2 separate regions of the Homo sapiens genome follow, and region 1 is linked to region 2. A link is an interaction called in ENCODE POLR2A ChIA-PET data of the cell type or tissue named here. Cell type or tissue: CD4-positive, alpha-beta T cell. All regions are shown on one strand. Each heading gives the region's core, and the rest is flanking DNA. Links, peaks and the distances in the headings are about the cores only. Region 1 overlaps LOC105375026 (a long non-coding RNA gene). Region 2 overlaps LOC105375027 (a long non-coding RNA gene).

What was found. ChIA-PET counts read pairs that join two places held together with the same protein. Peaks named below come from ENCODE experiments on the same cell type or tissue, not always from the same donor. Only the 100,000 strongest peaks of a DNase experiment are listed, where the experiment ranks them.
Region 1: POLR2A ChIA-PET joins it to region 2 with 13 read pairs; 7 of 35 experiments call an interaction of 5 or more read pairs at or near these places.

Annotation. Positions count from the first base shown.
Region 1 is chr6:33,910,697-33,918,961 of GRCh38, forward strand. LOC105375026 (a long non-coding RNA gene) reads left to right here. Exons shown (of 3, transcript NR_187841.1): 2 at 3,392-3,515; 3 at 3,761-7,504. Among named protein-coding and RNA genes, the nearest start is that of MIR7159, 16 kb to the left of the region's middle. RefSeq lists enhancers at 3,945-4,014, 4,155-4,304. In CD4-positive, alpha-beta T cell, for the core only: no CTCF peak of the experiment used is centred there; DNase peaks (open chromatin) are centred at 4,195 and 4,608; H3K4me3 peaks cover 263 bases; H3K27ac peaks cover 723 bases.
Region 2 is chr6:33,857,128-33,865,450 of GRCh38, forward strand. The region is part of intron 1 of LOC105375027 (a long non-coding RNA gene); the gene reads left to right. Among named protein-coding and RNA genes, the nearest start is that of LINC01016, 36 kb to the right of the region's middle. RefSeq lists enhancers at 4,001-4,050, 5,854-6,354. In CD4-positive, alpha-beta T cell, for the core only: no CTCF peak of the experiment used is centred there; a DNase peak (open chromatin) is centred at 4,154; H3K27me3 peaks cover 931 bases.

The DNA.
Region 1 (8,265 bases), core at 266-8,265, 54 kb after region 2:
GGGCCTGGGGGGGCAGGGGGGAAGGATGCCTGGGAGATGAGGCCCACTTTTGGACCACATGTGACCAAAGGATCAGCAATCCAGTAGAAACCTGTCTTCTGCAGCCACTCTTTTGTAGCTCTGCAGGCTGCCTACTCTGGGGGCCTTGTCTCTGGCTGTGGCTCCAACTCCTGCCCTCCCCTCCCTACCTGCTGCCTGCCTGCCTGCACCAACCACAGTCCATGTCAGCCCATTCCCAGGCAGGCGGTAAGCACCTCTTCCCTGGAAACTAAGGTGGACACACACTGCCTGTCTCCCTCTGACTGTCCCCAAATCCAGTGACCTGAGCTCCTGCAGCCAGAGCCTCTCCCGACCCGTTCCTTATCCCAGCAGCTCTCAGCTGGTGTGGACTCACAGGCCAACCACCACAGGCTTTGGAGGCACACAGAGGACCACAGAGGCAGAGCCTCATTTCCCGCTGGATCGTCCTCTGCCCGGTGCTAGGGATTCCATGGTGTCATTCAAGAGTGCTGCGACATTTTTTATTCTTTGGTATCTAGGAATCTGCGACTTCCCACTTTTCTTTCTCATTCTCTGTCCACTCTTTAAGGCCTGGCTGGAGCCCTTCCCCTTCACGAAACCCCTTTTGTCCACTCCAGCCCACACAGTCTCCCCAGTCCACTTTTTTTGCAGCCCAGATTCATTTAGCCTTTATTATGCTCAGTTTAGGCGTCACTCTGTTTTACTCTCTAAGAGTTCCCTAGGCATTCTTTTTCTTTCTAGCAAGATGATAAACTTCTTGAGGACAAGACGTTCTGCCCCACCACCCCCCTCCTGACCTGGGGGGATAAATGAAGGGTTTTGGTAGCAATCAGGGAAGCTGGCCTACATGCTACCTGCCTGCGTATGTAATGGTGGCTGATGGTTCAATATTAATGGATACTGAATAAGCCTGGCACCTGCTGGAGACAGCGATGACATTTGCTCTCACAGCAGATGACAGGGTGATTGATGGCAGGCATCTCTGGGTGGAAGCGATGAGTTCTCCAGGGGCGATGAAGGGGTTAGACTGGGTGCTTAGGGCCCTCAAGGGACCTCAAGGGAATGTAGAGAAGCCTCAGGCAACCCAGGGTCAGGGGTGAGGGGACCAGGAAGAGAAAGTCCGCTCAGGAAGGGTGTAGGCTCGGACACTGTAGGAGGCAGATCCAAGAGGCTTCCTAAGTCAGACCTCTTGTCTAAATTGGATGGGCTGAGAGCTTTGGAGTCACTGCTTTGCATACGAGACCATGGGGACATAGAATCCGTCATTATCCCTGCCAGCTCAGCTCAGAGGTCAGAACTGAGGAGGGAAGTGGTCAGGTTTAGGGTACAGGGAGAGAAGGTAGGACGTCCCCTCCAGGGCCTAGAGCTGGGGACCACAGCCAGGCTCTGGCATGCCTGAAAACAGGGCACATCGCAGGTGGTCGGTAAAGACACGTGGGATTGAACTGAACAATGAGGGATTAATAGATTCTTCTTAAAATTGTCTTATGGTTTAAGGAGGGAACAGAACAGAGTTGGAAGTAGGGGACAGGAACTCAGATGTGATTTTAGCCAGGGCTTGGTTTAAGCTGTTGTGCTTCTTCTCTTGTGATACTAGTTTGAGCCAAGGGCAGCAGGGGCTGCTCCTGGTGAGAGGACGTGGGCAGGGATCCCATCAGAGACAAGCCAGGCAGACACTGTCCAGAGAGGCCTCTCAGGAGGCCAGGACAGCCAGCTGCTTCTCCTTAAGGAGGAGGCCTCTGCTCCACCCTCCATTCCTCCTCCCCTGGGCCTCTCTCCCTTTCTCCCTGTGAGATCTTCTGCTACTCCAGCCACAGGAGGTATAGATCCATTCCCAGAACAAAAACTGTCTGGCTGCTCCTGAAACACTTTTTCTCCTATGCACTACTGGCTCATCCTCATGCCTCCAGCTCAGCTTAGACATCCCCCTTGAAAAGGTCTTCTCTGAGTTCCTGTGGCTCCTGGGCCCATGCCCAAGGCTGCCCTGTCACACTGGTCCCCGTATTTTCTTCACAGCACTTATCATTGTCTGAATTTATCTCATCCACCTCTTCTCTTTGTTGGGTATCTCTCTTGCTTCCTTAGAAGGGAAGCTCCATGCAGGGTTGTGGTCATTCTCGACCATGTTGTGCCCCAGCTTCTAGAACAGGGCCCACATAGACAGTGGCCAGTGAGTATTTGTTGAATGGATGAGTGGGTGGATGACAGCACTTGGGAAGGCACCAAGTCTCAAGTGGGGTGGGATTGGGGTGGGGTCCTAGCAAACCTCCTTGTCTCTCATCCAGGACAGAATAGAGCTGTCCTGTGGGGGAGCTGCTCACTGGGGAGAGGGCCTGTTGGGCCCTGGTAGAAAATCCATTCTGGGCCTGGGCCGGCCACTGCTTGCCCCCTGACAGATGGTATGCTAAGCAATCTGTGAAATGGGATGCAACACAAGTTTCATTTGAGCCTGAACCCCCAGAGGCAGGGAGAAGAAGAACCAAAAATGTGTAGTCCTGCTCCCCTACCCAGGCACAGGCCTGGTGCCCTCGAGGGCCAGACAGTGCAGAGGGGACTCTGAGGGTGGGGGAGAGAGAGGCGTGGTCCCCGGCCTCTGATGGAGTGGGAAGTGTGGTGCTGTGCACAGTGAACCTATGGGGTTTACTAGACAGTGGCCTGTCTAGCAATGGGCAGCAGGGAGAGAGCAGGGTTTCCAGACAGGCCTTTAGTTAGGTGCCCAGGCACAGGCAGGGCTGTCACACCTGTCTGCCCCGGCCCCCGAGCATTTTGGGGATTTTGGATGGTGGCTCACCCTGACCTCTTTCCAGCTTTAGCACGAGAGTCCCAGCCCCATTTTCTTTCCTAGCTAACTGTACCATCACTGCCACATCAGGGCCCCCAATACAATAAGGAGTTAAAGGAAAAGAGGCTACCTTGAGATCCCCCTCTACCCGCCAGCCCACAGGGTTCCCCCACCTCAGAGTTCAGGAAGTATTGGTAAATGGAGGCAGGAGTGGGGCAGGGATCCTCGGGGGAAGATCTTAAGAACTTCACCATGGAATTAGCTGATGACACTGGTGTCTTTCTTCTAAGGGGTGCCTATCCTTTTTCTATGCTTGCTAGGGAGCTTGAATCTTTTCTTTTTAAGAGAGAAAATTTCTGGGCTTGGGAAAGAGGAGCCTCAAGCTGACACTGGTCTGAGTGGGAAAATTTGGGGCTGAAGTCCTTCCCTTGAAAATGTGTCTGCTGGGCAATGCTGAGCAAAATTCCACAAAGGAGAGAAAGGGTGGAGGAGGGCAGATTGCCCTTCACCTACCTCTGCGTCTTCTTTGCCTGCCCAGCCTTAGCTGGGCCCCACACCACTAATGGAATTTCCATCCTCATCCCATAGCATCCCCAAAGAACATTCAAGTCTGAGCCTCAAGGAGCCTCTGCGACTCGGTGTCTAGATCCAGGAAATGGAGAATGAGCCGTGACTTTGGATGCTTCACTCTTGTCCATCAGGCTCGGAATTGGTGAGCATCTCCCACATTACCGTCTCCAACGGAACAAGGTGCCCCATTGGACATTTCCTCTGCATGGACCAGCCATTCTCCAAATCTGCCCCCATGTCACCCCAGCTCCCCATCGCAGTCACTTCTCACTCCTTGTCCCCTGTCCCCCTGAGTGACAGGACTTTTGCCAGTTAGGTCCTGTCCCTGTTTCTGATCTTGGGTCCATTCCCCATGGTCCCTTTCTTGCTTGTGCCTTGGGATCTCAGGCCTGTTGAAGTAGGAGGCAGGACTCAACTTCAGACCAGATTGAAGACTGGCTGACACAGAAGAGGCACCAAAAGCACCTCTCTCTCCATAAGACATGCCCACCAGTGCCATGACAGTTTACCATTGCTATGGCAATGCCCAGAAGTTCTCACCCCTTTTCCAGACATTTCTGCATAATCTACCCCTCAATTGGCATGTGATCAAAAGTGGGTGTCAAAATGACTGTGGAACTGTCCCTGAGCTGCTACTCTTGACATGCTGGTTACAGGGTAGCCCGGCTCTGCAGGGACAGTCACGGAGCTGAAAAACTGCTGCCTAATGAAGCTGTTTTCTTCTACCACCGGCTCACCCTCAAATTATTTCCTGAGCGAACTCAAGAACCTTCCTGGGCTAAGCCCCAATTTTGGGGCTCGCCTGCCCCTGCATCACAGCTTCCTCTTCTGTTCACAGCTGCAACCGCCTACTCAACCTTCTGCGGTTCCTCTCCCTGCCCCTCCACAGTGGCTGCTGATGGGAGCTCTGGCTCCCTGCGTTTTCACTATCTCCCAGTCAAATGCAGAGTCCCTGTGCAATTTAAATGCTTCTCAGCTAAGAACAGAGAAGGGGATAGCATAAGGATATTCAAAAGATTCAAGAAATCTCAAAAGTGATCACAAAACATTTGTCTCTGACCAACCAGAAACATCGACGGGTGAGAAGGGCATTTCCTCTAGCTGAATTCTTCATGGGTCTTCAGGCTCTGTTTTCACTTTGGATTTTCTGGAGTCTCCTGAAGGTTACCTGAAATCTTGTTGGTCCTGAATATTGTATGTGGAGTCCCAAGCTGCAAGAAGTCAGTGGGGCTGGACGGGAGCCAAAATCAGAGACTCAAGCAGCACAGCTGGGCCCCATTGAAAGTGAGACCAGCTGTCCCAGTTGGAAGCTGGGGTATAGAGCTGGGGATGGGTGGAGGCAGTGACAGGCTCCATGTATTGGTCATTCAGACTCCCCAGTAGCCTCAGGACCCAACTCCCACAGGTCAGAGAAGACCTGGTGGAGGGCCTTATGCAAACCTCAGTGGGTGATGCAGGAGGGAGTTTTCTGAGCAGGAATGCCAACAAAAAAGGCCTTCAAAGGAAGGCCCTGCTTGGGACAATCCTGCCTCTTTATGGTCTGGTTCACAGGTTCCCCTGGGTGGGGTAATGGAATCCAAGCTAAGGTGTCTGACTTCAAAAGTTTTCAGAAATGCCACTTTTGTAAGCATCAGGGATTGGGTTTTCTGAGATGCAAAACATCTTTGTTAAGGGGTTAAAGCATCCTTAAGCTGTTTAGGTTTCTGGGGATACATAGACTTAGGAAGTTAGAGCAGGTGAAGTTGAGGGGGATGGGAACTAAGAATTAGCTCAAAATAGTCACCAATGCAGAAACCCAGGCACTTGGGACCCTGACAGTGGGGAAGGCAGAGGAGTAACTGTGGGGACTTGGGCACCCTATTAGCAGAATGGGGTAACAGAGAAGGCAAGAATTGCTTCCCAGGAGACTGGGCTGGGAACAGGAAGGGGACTAAAATGCTGTCCCTGGCTGAAGAGTGTGGAGGTATAGAGGAGCTGGTAGCAGGGCTCTGAATCCATACACGAGAGCAAGGACCAGTGGTTTCAGGGTGGGATAGGGCTTTGATGTCTTCATGGACTTAGGGTAATATTCACCACCATGGTGAATTCCACAAAGGAGAATTCACACAAAGGTCTCGGACCAGCCAGTTTCCATGTGAAAAAGCCATCTGGGAGCAAGGGAACAAACCCAGGAATACAACTGTATTGGGGGAAATTCAGCCAGACATAGGGCAAAATTCACCCCCAATATTTCATGTAGGTTCTTTTCTATTTTCCGTAAGTGTCGGCCGGTCTGAGAAATAAAGGGACAGAGCTCAAAAGAGAGAAATTTTAAAGCTGGGTGTCTGGGGGAGACATCACATGTCGGCAGGTTCCGTGATGCCCCCCGAGCCGTAAAACCAGCAAGTTTTTATTCGTGATTTTCAAAAGGGGAGGGGGAGTGTATGAATAGGGTGTGGGTCACAGAGATCACATGCTTCACAAGATAATAAGATATCACAAGGCAAATGGAGGCAGGGCGAGATCACAGGACCACAGGACCGGGGCAAAATTAAAATTGCTAATGAAGTTTCGGGCATGCATTTTCATTGATAACATCTTATCAGGAGACAGGGTCTGAGAGCAGACAACCGGTCTGACCAAAATTTATTAGGCGGGAATTTCCTCGTCCTAATAAGCCTGGGAGCGCTATGGGAGACTGGGGCTTATTTCATCCCTACAGCTTTGACCATAAAAGACGGCCGCCCCCCGAAGCGGCCATTTCGGAGGCCTACCCTCAGGGACACATTCTCTTTCTCAGGGATGTTCCTTGCTGAGAAAAAAAATTTAGCGATATTTCTCCCATTTGTTTTTGAAAGAAGAAAAATATGGCTCTGTTCTGCCTGGCTCACCGGCAGTCAGAGTTTAAGGTTATCTCTCTTGCTCCCTGAACATTGCTGTTATCCTGTTCTTTTTTCAAGGTGCCCAGATTTCATATTGTTCAAACACACATGCTCTACAAACAATTTGTGCAGTTAACGCAATCATCACAGGGTCCTGAGGCGACATACATCCTCCTCATTTTACAAAGATGATGGGATTAAGAGATTAAAGACAGGCATAGGAAATCACAAGGGTATTGATTGGGGAAGTGATAAGTGTCCATGAAATCTTCACAATTTATGTTCAGAGATTGCAGTAAAGACAGGCGTAAGAAATTATAAAAGTATTAATTTGGGGAACTAATAAATGTCCATGAAATCTTCACAATCCACAATTATTCTGCCATGGCTTCAGCCGGTCCCTCCATTTGGGGTTCCTGACTTCCCGCAACACAAGTGGAGAGAGAGGTGGCCTGACATTATGGCTAAGTTGATATGGAAGCATTCTGGTTTGTTCTAGAAAAAATGAAAGAGGTGGTGCAGGTAATCATCAGCTCCTGGTTCTGTAGCAAGGCTTTTGCTGCAATCCCAGGAGGTAGCAACCTAGGCTTTGGTTCTGAAAGAAGAGGGTCTACCTTCCTGAATCATTTTTAGGAGTCTGCTGATGGCCAGGCTTGGTGAGTTGGACTCTGTAAGGAATTTTTATTTAAGTGAGGTCTGGGTAGGAAAAGAGAAGGGAAAAACTTGACCCTGCCTGCACCAAAGGATTCTGGGAAGGAGAATAAAGAGAAAAACCCTTCTTCATGTTTCTGCTTCAGAGCAGGAGAACCATCACAAGCTAAGTAAAGTCAATGAAGGGCGAGTGGCCCTATGGCCACCTGGGCACACACCTGCCCCTTGGCCACCTTGCATAGGCAGGCTGAGGAGGTCACTAAGGCTTGGTTTTCCTGACCTGCCCTGATTCCACATGCTGTAAGGAGGACCCAGAAGGCTGTGTGGCTACAGAGGTGCCCAGCATGGTGGGGGTCACTTCAGTGTGGACACTAGACTGGACCGCGTGGAACTACAACCAGCTCAGAGCGCCAGCCAGAGTGCTGTTCTGGCCAGAAGGAGGAGCCAAGACCCACACCCAGGAGGACAATGAGCCCCTCTCTGCAGACAGGAGCCAGCCACACCTGGGGTCTGGGGAGACTCTTCCTGATTCCAAATGGGACTGAACTTTAAACCAGACTGGGCATTTGAGCAATTTTTTAAAAGCTGTCAACCAAATAAAGGAATGCCATTTTCTTTACCCAGTCATTGTGTTGGTTAAAGGTTGCAGACCTGGCTGCCTAGTGCCCACCATCATTATCAGGGTATGTAGCTCTTCAAGCTCCAAGAGGCTTCCTTAGCTGCCAGCATCCCCTGGTCTTTTCCAAGGTGTTGACAGGGTCTTTAGTGTTGAGAAACAGGGAGCAAAGTGCTGACATTGAAAAACGGGGCCCAGCCCCGGCCAGGCCTTGGGCTGTAAGTCCCGTGTCCTGCCAGACGGTCTAGGACCCAACAGTCTGGTGGATCAGCCAAATGTGCACCTCTGGGCTTGGACTTCAGAGGCTGAGCCTGGCTTACGACCACCAGCTCACACCCCCCAGCTCACGGCCCCCAACTCGGGGTCCAGATGACCTCAGGAGGCTGGGTCAGGGGACTGCCTCCTCAGGGTCAGGGGACAAGCCTTGTGGTCAGTGGGTTTCCATGGCAGCCCACAACCAAGGGGAGTAGGGCCAGACAAGAGTCAGCGATCACACACTAACCCCTCCTCCAGGGCTGGGGAGAACTAAGGGAGCCTCAACCCAGACTGAAGGTTACACCATAAAATAACAGACACTCAAAGAGCCTGGGGATCTCCTGACTGTGCTCCCAGCCTAGGACTGTGCCTGGAGTGGGGTCTCCAGAGCAGGGATGATGGCACAGGTTGGGGGGGTGGGCGGTGGGGAGGAGATGCCTCATGTCCACAGTGAGGAGCCACGACATCCCAGGAGAGTGGAAAATCTCCCCCGGGACTTGCTCCATGGG
Region 2 (8,323 bases), core at 249-8,248:
GAACCAGTCCCTCTGGATGTGCAGTGGGAGGCAGCACCACGTGCTCCCCGTCCCCCCAGTCTGGGCACCTGCATCCTCCGAGCTGCCCCATCACTCTCCCCCTTATGACAAATGGAGGATGAATAATTCACGGGTGGCTCTGGCTTTATGAAGTATTCATCCCTCCCTGGCCTCCAGAGTAATTAACTATCTGGCCAGCACACTGAGTATCTGTAACAGCCCATTAGCAGCGCCTTGCCCTACGTCAAACTGCCTCTCTGGCTGGCCCAGGGTGGATGGGGTCTTGGTTCCACAGCCTGGGTTCTCAGCCTAGAGCCAACTATTGGATTTTGCAACGAGCTGGAGGGTTGCAGATTAGATGCCTTTATGGGCTTCCAGAGGGAACGGTTGAGGTTAAGGAGGGTTTTCCGCCTCTGGGGCTAGCAGGGACTTTAGAGATCTTTCTCCATGTGTGGCTGAAGGGGTCCGGAGTGGGGAGGTTGCTGGCTCCAAACTTCATGCTAGTCAGTGGCAGATGAGGGAGCCCCAGTCCAGTGCTCTAGGCACTAATGAGGCTTCCTGCCCGTTCCCTCGTCTTGCTCCAAGTGCAAGAATGTCTCCAAAGGGGTGCTGAGAGACCGGAGACTACCCCTTTACCTTGCCCCAGGCCGCCCACCCCAAGGTGCCTGGGAAGGGGGTCTGGCCTAGTGGTAGGGAGCAGGGATACAGCAGAAGTGCCTAGTATTTCCCTGACCAGAGGCTGACTCAGCAGGGCATCAGGACTGGCTGCCCTCCCCAGCCCCCTCCACACCTGAATCCACTCACTCAGCACTTCCCACTTCCCTACCGGGTTCTATGGGCACCATCCCTGTCTTCCTGGAGCACTGGTGGGCACTGGGCAGGCTGGCAGCTCAGAGACCCAGAGCTAGGGTGGAGGGGGCACCGGGGCCCGCAGGAGTCAGAGGTCAGGCCCAGGAAGGAAGTGGGCAGCCAACAGCTTCCCTCATTCTGGCTGAGGGCCCACAGCCAGCCTGGAGTTTTTGGCTGATGTTTGGGATCCGTTTCCCCAGCTGGAGCCAAAAGGATGGGGAATGAGGGGGAAGAAGCCTACTCATCTCTCTTTTATTTTTATTTTTTTTTGATACATATTTTTTTGGCAACTCTTGAACCAGAATAGGTTCAGAGACACTCCCTGCCTAGTCATCTTTTAAAGCTCAGCCCACAGTGGTAGCCTGGGGTGGGAGTTGGGGGATAGTGACTGCAAAGGGGCGGGAGAGAACTTTCCGGAGGGAACTTTCTGGGGGAGATGGAATTGCTCTATATCTCGACTGGCATGGTGAGTACCCAGGTATCCACATTTGTTAAAGTTCATCCAACTGTTCACTTAAAATGGGTACATTTTATTATTTATAAATCATACCCCCAGTAAATCAATTTAAACAAGAGCTCTGCCCAAGGTCATCCCCTCCAGGAAGCCATTCCGGGTGCCCAGGCTAGGCTAAGAGCCCTCTGCTCGGCTCCAGCAGGACCCTAGACCACTCCTGCCTCAACATTAACCAGCCTGGATTATTAATATCCGATCGTGGCAGCCTCCTGTGGCCTGTGGCCCCTTCCCCTTGGAATCCCCAAGCCCCAGCGGTGCCGGGCATGCGGGAGGCACACTGGTATTGATGTGCATGGGGAGTGGGCATGGTGTGAGCATGCCTTCTCTTTCTTGGGCTTCGAGGTAAGAATTTGGAGTCAGACAAACCTGGGTTCAAATCCCACTTCTGCCACTCACTGACTGGGTGGCCTTAGGTAAGTGACTTGCTCTTTTTTGAGCCTCAAGGAGAGATGCTAATGAGCTGACCTCCCAGACGGGTGTGAGGCTTAGAGGTATTAATGCAAGCACTCAGCACTGCCCCGGAAGGCACCACTAAAGTGCTACCCTGCTCTCTACGCCAGGCCTCCTTCCAAAGGCCTTTCTTGCATGAACTCATATAGGACTCACTGCCACTTTGTCATTGTTGCTATCCCCATTCGATGTGTGAGGTAATGGAAGCACAGGGTGGCCGAGCCCTTTGCCCAGAGCTGAGCTGGTGGAGGCGGTGGGGTGCACGCTCAGGCAGTCTGGCTCCAGTCAGTCCATGCGGCTGCTCTACTGTGTCCAATGGATGGCAGCTGCTATTTGTGTTATATTATTTCTCCTTCCCCGGTCACCAGAACCAACTCCAGTCTTTAAGTTCACGGTGACAGTTAATGGGAAGCTTGCTCAGGCAAGATCTTCTCACCACAGCGTTTCTGAGTGGAAAACAGGCTGGGCCCCACTGCAGGCAAACGCCCTCATGTTGACAGGAGCCAGGCAGATTAGCTACGTGGACGGTTCAGCTCAATTCCCAAACATTTAGCCAACACCAACGAGGTGCCAGGCAGTATGCTAGCACCAGGGAGCAGAGGAGGGCTGGGAAGATGGAGGACACACCCTGGGCCTGTCCTGGAGGGGCAGAGTATACCCAAGAGGGCCGCCATACCCCAGCCATACTCCAGTTTCTCGTTTAACCCTCACCTGGTCTAGGCTTTGGAGGGGATGTTTGTCATTCTCTTTGACCACTCAGACCCTAAGAAGTTGGAGGAAGCCCCTGCTCACCCCATATGTCCCTGTTTCCCACTGTGGAATCCCAACAGCTGCTTTCCCAGACCCTGCTGTGGCCAGGGCAGAGACACAGAGCCACGTTCCACCAAGGGACCCGAGAGAAGGGCCCCTGAGCAGGCTGCTGGGGCGAGGGTGGCTGCAGGCACAGTGGCGTGGCAGGGGTTTCAGTGTCAAAGCCTCCGTGACGGCGGTGAGATGGGATGCCGGGGCCTGCTCCCATGGCAGAGGGATCTCTGTGATCTGGCCCTGCAGTAATTTCAGACGATATTCCTAATAGTGTAGCTGCTGAAGGGCCTCAGGCCCTCCCAGTGACTCTGTGACTTGCTACGTATCCTAGAATAAATTCCCTTTCTGCTTAAACTACTTGGAGGTGGTTGCAGGGGTGGTAGTTCAGCAGCTGGGCTGGTAGGGCCCTCATCCTACGACCACCTCACATAGGGCTGCTGCACAAGCCACATGGAGGGGCATGGGCCAGGGCCTGCCGAACCTGCAACCCTGCTCCCCACCCTGGAGCCCCCGCAGGACTGACGAGGAGTGCAGACAGCGGAAGGGGTGTGTGGTGGGTATGGTGTGCTGGCTCACTCACTTCCCATTCCTACTCTCCCTAGCTGGGCTTCCCTTTCTGCCCTGGGAGTCTGGAAAGCTAAAACTACACTTCCCAGACTTTCTTGGGGTTCTTGGGTTCCAACCATGTTGAGATTCTGCCAACCTGACACAAGAGACTTTGGTTTGGAGCTGAGCTGTGAGAGGAGGAAGGAAGGGCATGAGGTGTCCATTTTACTACAGCCAGTCATGACATCGGACATCTGAAGGCCGCTTTTATATCCTGCAACTTCCGGAGGCTGCAGAGGCAGCAGCCCGCTTGCCGGCCCCATTCTGGGGTGTGCTGTTGGGAGTTGTTCCTGGAAGCTCAGTTAGTTCGTTTATTCAGATCTTCTAGTGCTTTTGTGAGCCATCCACACCCCTTGATAAATGCCCTTTCCTTAAACAAGAATCATGGGATTCTGTCACCTGTATCTGAGAACCCCTTCCACCCTGCCCAGCAGAGTCCCAACCTTCATCTGTCCTCCCCTTGGCCTGGGGGCCCCTCCTGCTGCCACTGCCCAGTCAGCTTCATCCTCCCCAGCAGAGACTTCCTCACGGCTGTTGCCAGTGCTCAGCTGTTCCCCTAGACACCTTCTGAAGACCAGAGCCATAGAAATGTAAGACTCCTCAAAGGGCATATATGCTGGAGCCCTGCAGCTGTTCCCACCGGGCTCCAGCTAGGAGAGTTCACAAGCAGATGGGCTTTCTACCTGCAGACAGGATGTCGTTCAGGATTTAATTGGATAGAGAAGACTCCTCTGTAGCTAGTTTAAGCAGGAAGGACTTACTACTGGGTATTAGTTTACACAGAATTGTCAGAAGGGCTGATGACACAGACTCTGGGTTGGGCTTCCAGGAGCAATTCTTGAAGCCTTGATGCAGAAGTGGGTTGCCAAGAGAGCTGCTGCCTCTTCTGCAATCGTGAAGCTGCAGAGTCTAGAAGCTTCCTGCAGCTGTTGGCTCCAGAATTACATCCTGCCTGCCACGGTAAGGAAACTGCTGAGTCAGATAACTACCTGCTGAATCGAAAAGTTGCTGCTACCGTTGCTGGTTCCAAAACCATGCTGCTTCTGCCACTGTCTACACCTGAAAAGTGAGTGCCCCACACCCTGTCTCTTTCCTCACATGACTCAGCTCCAAAGTCAAGTCTCATGCAGGTGCATGTATATTGGTGACTCCAAATCACACCTGGAACCCTAGCTGTAAAGGAAGTCTTAGTACTGTTGCAGGTGGAAGACAGGTTGGGTGGGCCAAGCTGTTGCATCTGCCCTCTTGCCTTCCTGCCACTCCTGACAACATCCCCAGGGTATGCAGGACTTGAGGGCGAGCCGGGGCCTGAGAGATCCATGAGCTGGGAGCACCAAGGGACTGATGTTGGGTACGGCATTCAGCTCTGGATGGAGGGGGGAGGAGGGCAGTGGCACCACTATTCAGATTAGGGATGCAGAGTGTTAAAAGCAGGGGCCCCAGGTCAGCTGCTCCACATATAAGCAGACGTGAGTCCATTAGGGACAGAGAAGAGCCCTCATGCTCAGCAGCAGGAGCCCTGCAGAGCCCAGCATGTAGCTGAGCAAGTGTGATGTCCACATAGGGACCAGGAGGTGGTGGTGCCTGTGTGGAAATGAGCCAGCTTCCTGTGGGGTAGGCTCCAGTCTGCTGCCAAGCACAGAGCCCTCTCAAGAGCACTAGAATGGGTACAGGCTGCCAGGAGACCTAAGGGAGTAAGGGGCCACAGAATCTCCGGACTAGCTTCAGGTTCCATTGGCCTCATTCCCTAAGGTCACATGGATGCCAGGTTAGAAGGATCAGGGCAGAGATGGTGCTAGAGTTGGGGGAGGTTGGGGTGGGAGGAGACTGGGCTTGTGGCCACTCCCAGGAGCACATTTTCCACAGCAGCATCTTAAATAAAGAAGCCTGTTGATATTAAGACTGTGAAGGTTCTGACAGGGGTACTGGAAGTGTGAAGAGGATGCAGGAAGGTGGTGGTCCAGGAGAGGAGCCACTCCCTCTCTGCTTGGTGTCTTGGGGTCCTCATCTATGAAGATTGTTATCATGCCTCTCACGGGGACTGTGATAAAGTTGGAGATATGAGTTAATACATGGAACGCTCAGCACAGGCTTAACACAGACTAGGTGTTCAATAAATACTATCATCTTCATTAAACATTAGGCAGGGAAAGAGCAAGCCAGGTGAGAGGGAGTGCTTCTCATGTACACATTCCTCTAATGCTTAGAATTCTCAATTCTCAATGCCTTCTCAATGCTACACCTTCCCACAACCCTTACCAACCAGGCTGGGAGCTCCCTGGTGGGGTAGGACCAAGTCTTGATTCCGGCATTCCTAGCCAGTGTTCTAAGACACATTCTCATTGGACAGATACAGGTCACATGACTACTCCTGCTCCATCTCTGGGCCAGGTGTCCAGGTGCACCAATTGGCTTAGCCCAGGTCATGTGTTCCACCGCAGGGGGTAGTGAGTGTTTCCCCAGATGTCCAGGATCCCCCCAAAGAGAGCAGGGGCTCTTGGGAAGAGGGAAAAGACGGAGGGGAGAAGTTGAGGGGAAGAACCTGTGTTCACCATGGATGCCCGGAGACCACTGTGTAGGATTCCTCCTGTCTAGACCAGTCCTTCAGCCTGGGGGTGGGAGGGCCGTGAAGGGAGGGGCCCAGAATCCTAGGGAAGAGGCCCCTCAGGCAACTTATGTCTTCACATTCACGCCAAACAGTCTCCATAGAACCTGCCCATTTTGCCCTCTCAGCCTGCTGCCCCTGTTGCGTTGCCCCCACCCCTAATGGCTTTAACAAGGATTCTGGGGGGAGGTGGAGGAGGAAGGGCAGGTCTGTAGGCTTGTGGACAGGAAGACCTGAGAAGGGCCTAAGACACTCTGAGGAGGGACCCTTGGTGGATTTCTCTGGTCCTCACGGAGCCTGCTGTGTCATCCTGCACAGCCTCACCCCCACCGAGAGGCGCTTTATTTATGCAATCTCTTTCTTCAGGGCAGCCATCTTGTCCACAAGCCTGAGCACCTCCCAGATAGCTGTTCTCACCAGAACCCCCCACTAATCTCTGAAAGCTGCAGAGTGGAGCGGCTGCTCCCTCTGGGGAGCTCCTTCTCCCGCTCCTTCTATGCTGCCCAGGAGCCACCCAGTCCTTGCAAGGGTTTCATCTGGCTCCGTGGACTTACATCCTCCTGTGGGCTCCTGAGGCCTCTGTCAGCCAAGTACCCTCTCCTACCCCATGCTAGGCCTTCCAGGCCTTCGTGTCATGTGCGGTCCCTTACCAGGAATGCCCTTGCCCTCTCCCTCCCCTCCTCGGAGCACCCACAGCTGCTGGCACCTGCCTCCAGCCCTAACCACACTTAGGACCCTGTGCTGCCGTGGTCGCCTGGCTACTGTCTCCCACTGCAGGAGGCAACTCAAGGCCAGGGCCTGGCTCTAATGGCCCCAAATTAACACAGTGCATGGGACACAGTAGATGCTTCAAATCTGTTGAAAAAAATGAATGCACACATGCAGTATCACCCAGTGATGGCTCACTCTCCACCCCAAAGCCCTCCAGGCGACCCTTGATGGCAACGGGGTTTCTTAACTCTATAGCAGCAGCATGGGATGCTGGCTTTACACTTCCTGCCCATGGAAGTCCCCGGTCAGAGAAAGTCTATTATGAATGATCTTGTTTGTGGGCTGTAATGAGCACAAAACCAGGTGCCTGGATTGTTTTCTTGACTAATCTTTCCTGCAGAGGTTGTGCAGGGAAAATAAATGCACGTGAAGAACATGTAGGCAAATCACAGATTCTGAATCTCTGCTGGTCTGTGTGTGTGTGCGGGTGTGCGTGAATGGGTAGGTGTGAATGTGTGTGGGGGGTAGGTGAGTGTGTGGGTGTGAGTGTGGGTGAATATGTGAGAGAGGATATATGTGTATGAGTGTGTGTGGATGATTGTGTGCAAATGTGTGCTTGAGTGGGTGGGTGTGAATGTGTGATGTGTGTGTATGTGAATGTGTGGGTATATGTGTGGGTGTATGGGTGTGACTGTGTGGGTATGTGAGTGTGGTTGTGATAGAGGCAAGAGGCAGAGAAATCCTAGGCAGACAGGGGTGGGTCCCTGGTGAAACCCCACATTCAAGCCAAAAACAGCCTGAAACCTGAGACCCAGAGTGAGAACTTCTACTCCTGTTTGCCTGCTCTCTCCTGATTGGTTTTTTTTTTTGAATAATGCCTTTTTTTTTTAATAATACCTTTTTACCAATCAAACGTTGTCTTTCAAATACTACCTGCAGCCCGCCCTGCCCCGATCCTGTGCCTGTAAAGACCCCAGACTTAGTTGGTAGAGACTGAGACGGCCTGACTTCAGGGAAGAGACGACTTGACTTCAGAGAGAGACACCCTGACTTCGGGGAAGAGACAGCCTGACTCTGGAACAGAGACAAGCTGACTTCGGGGAAGACAACCTGCCTTTCCCATCCCCTCTCCAGCTCCCCTCTCCGCTGAGAGCTGATTCTGTCACTCAGTAAAATTCTTTGCTCTCATCACCCTTCAACTGTCAGCATGACCTCATTCTTCTGGGATGCTGCACAAGAGCTTGGGACCCACTGATTGCAGGTACTCAGAAAGGCTGTCACACTGGTCCTTTGCCCTCCAGCCACACCATGCAATGGGGCCAGGGGCCAACTGAGTTAGTAACATGCCGCCATCCATCAGGCTGTGGATGGTGGAACTAAAAGAGCTAATTAGCACACTAACACCTGCTCTGGGTCTTTGAGATCATGGGCATCCTTGCCTGGGTGCTGCTGCATTCCCCTTGAGGTGACACGCCTGGTCTGGCCACAGGCCTCACACGGAATTTGCTCCTGTGTTGGTGCTTGGAGTGGCCGGCTGGATCCTGCACTCACTCGCTCCTGCGAGGGGCTGAGTATGGCGGGCCAAGTAGACAGGGCACCTCTTCCGTGAGTCTGGGAAATGGGCTGAGAAAAATCATGCATCAGTTGTGAATGTATGGATGAGTGTGTGTGTGAGAGAGAGAGTGTGTGAGACGGAGTATGTGTGTGAGTGTGTGTGGGGGGGGTGTGAATGTGTGTGTGTGTATATATATGTCGTTTAACCTGGTTCCATCCCTCCACACCAC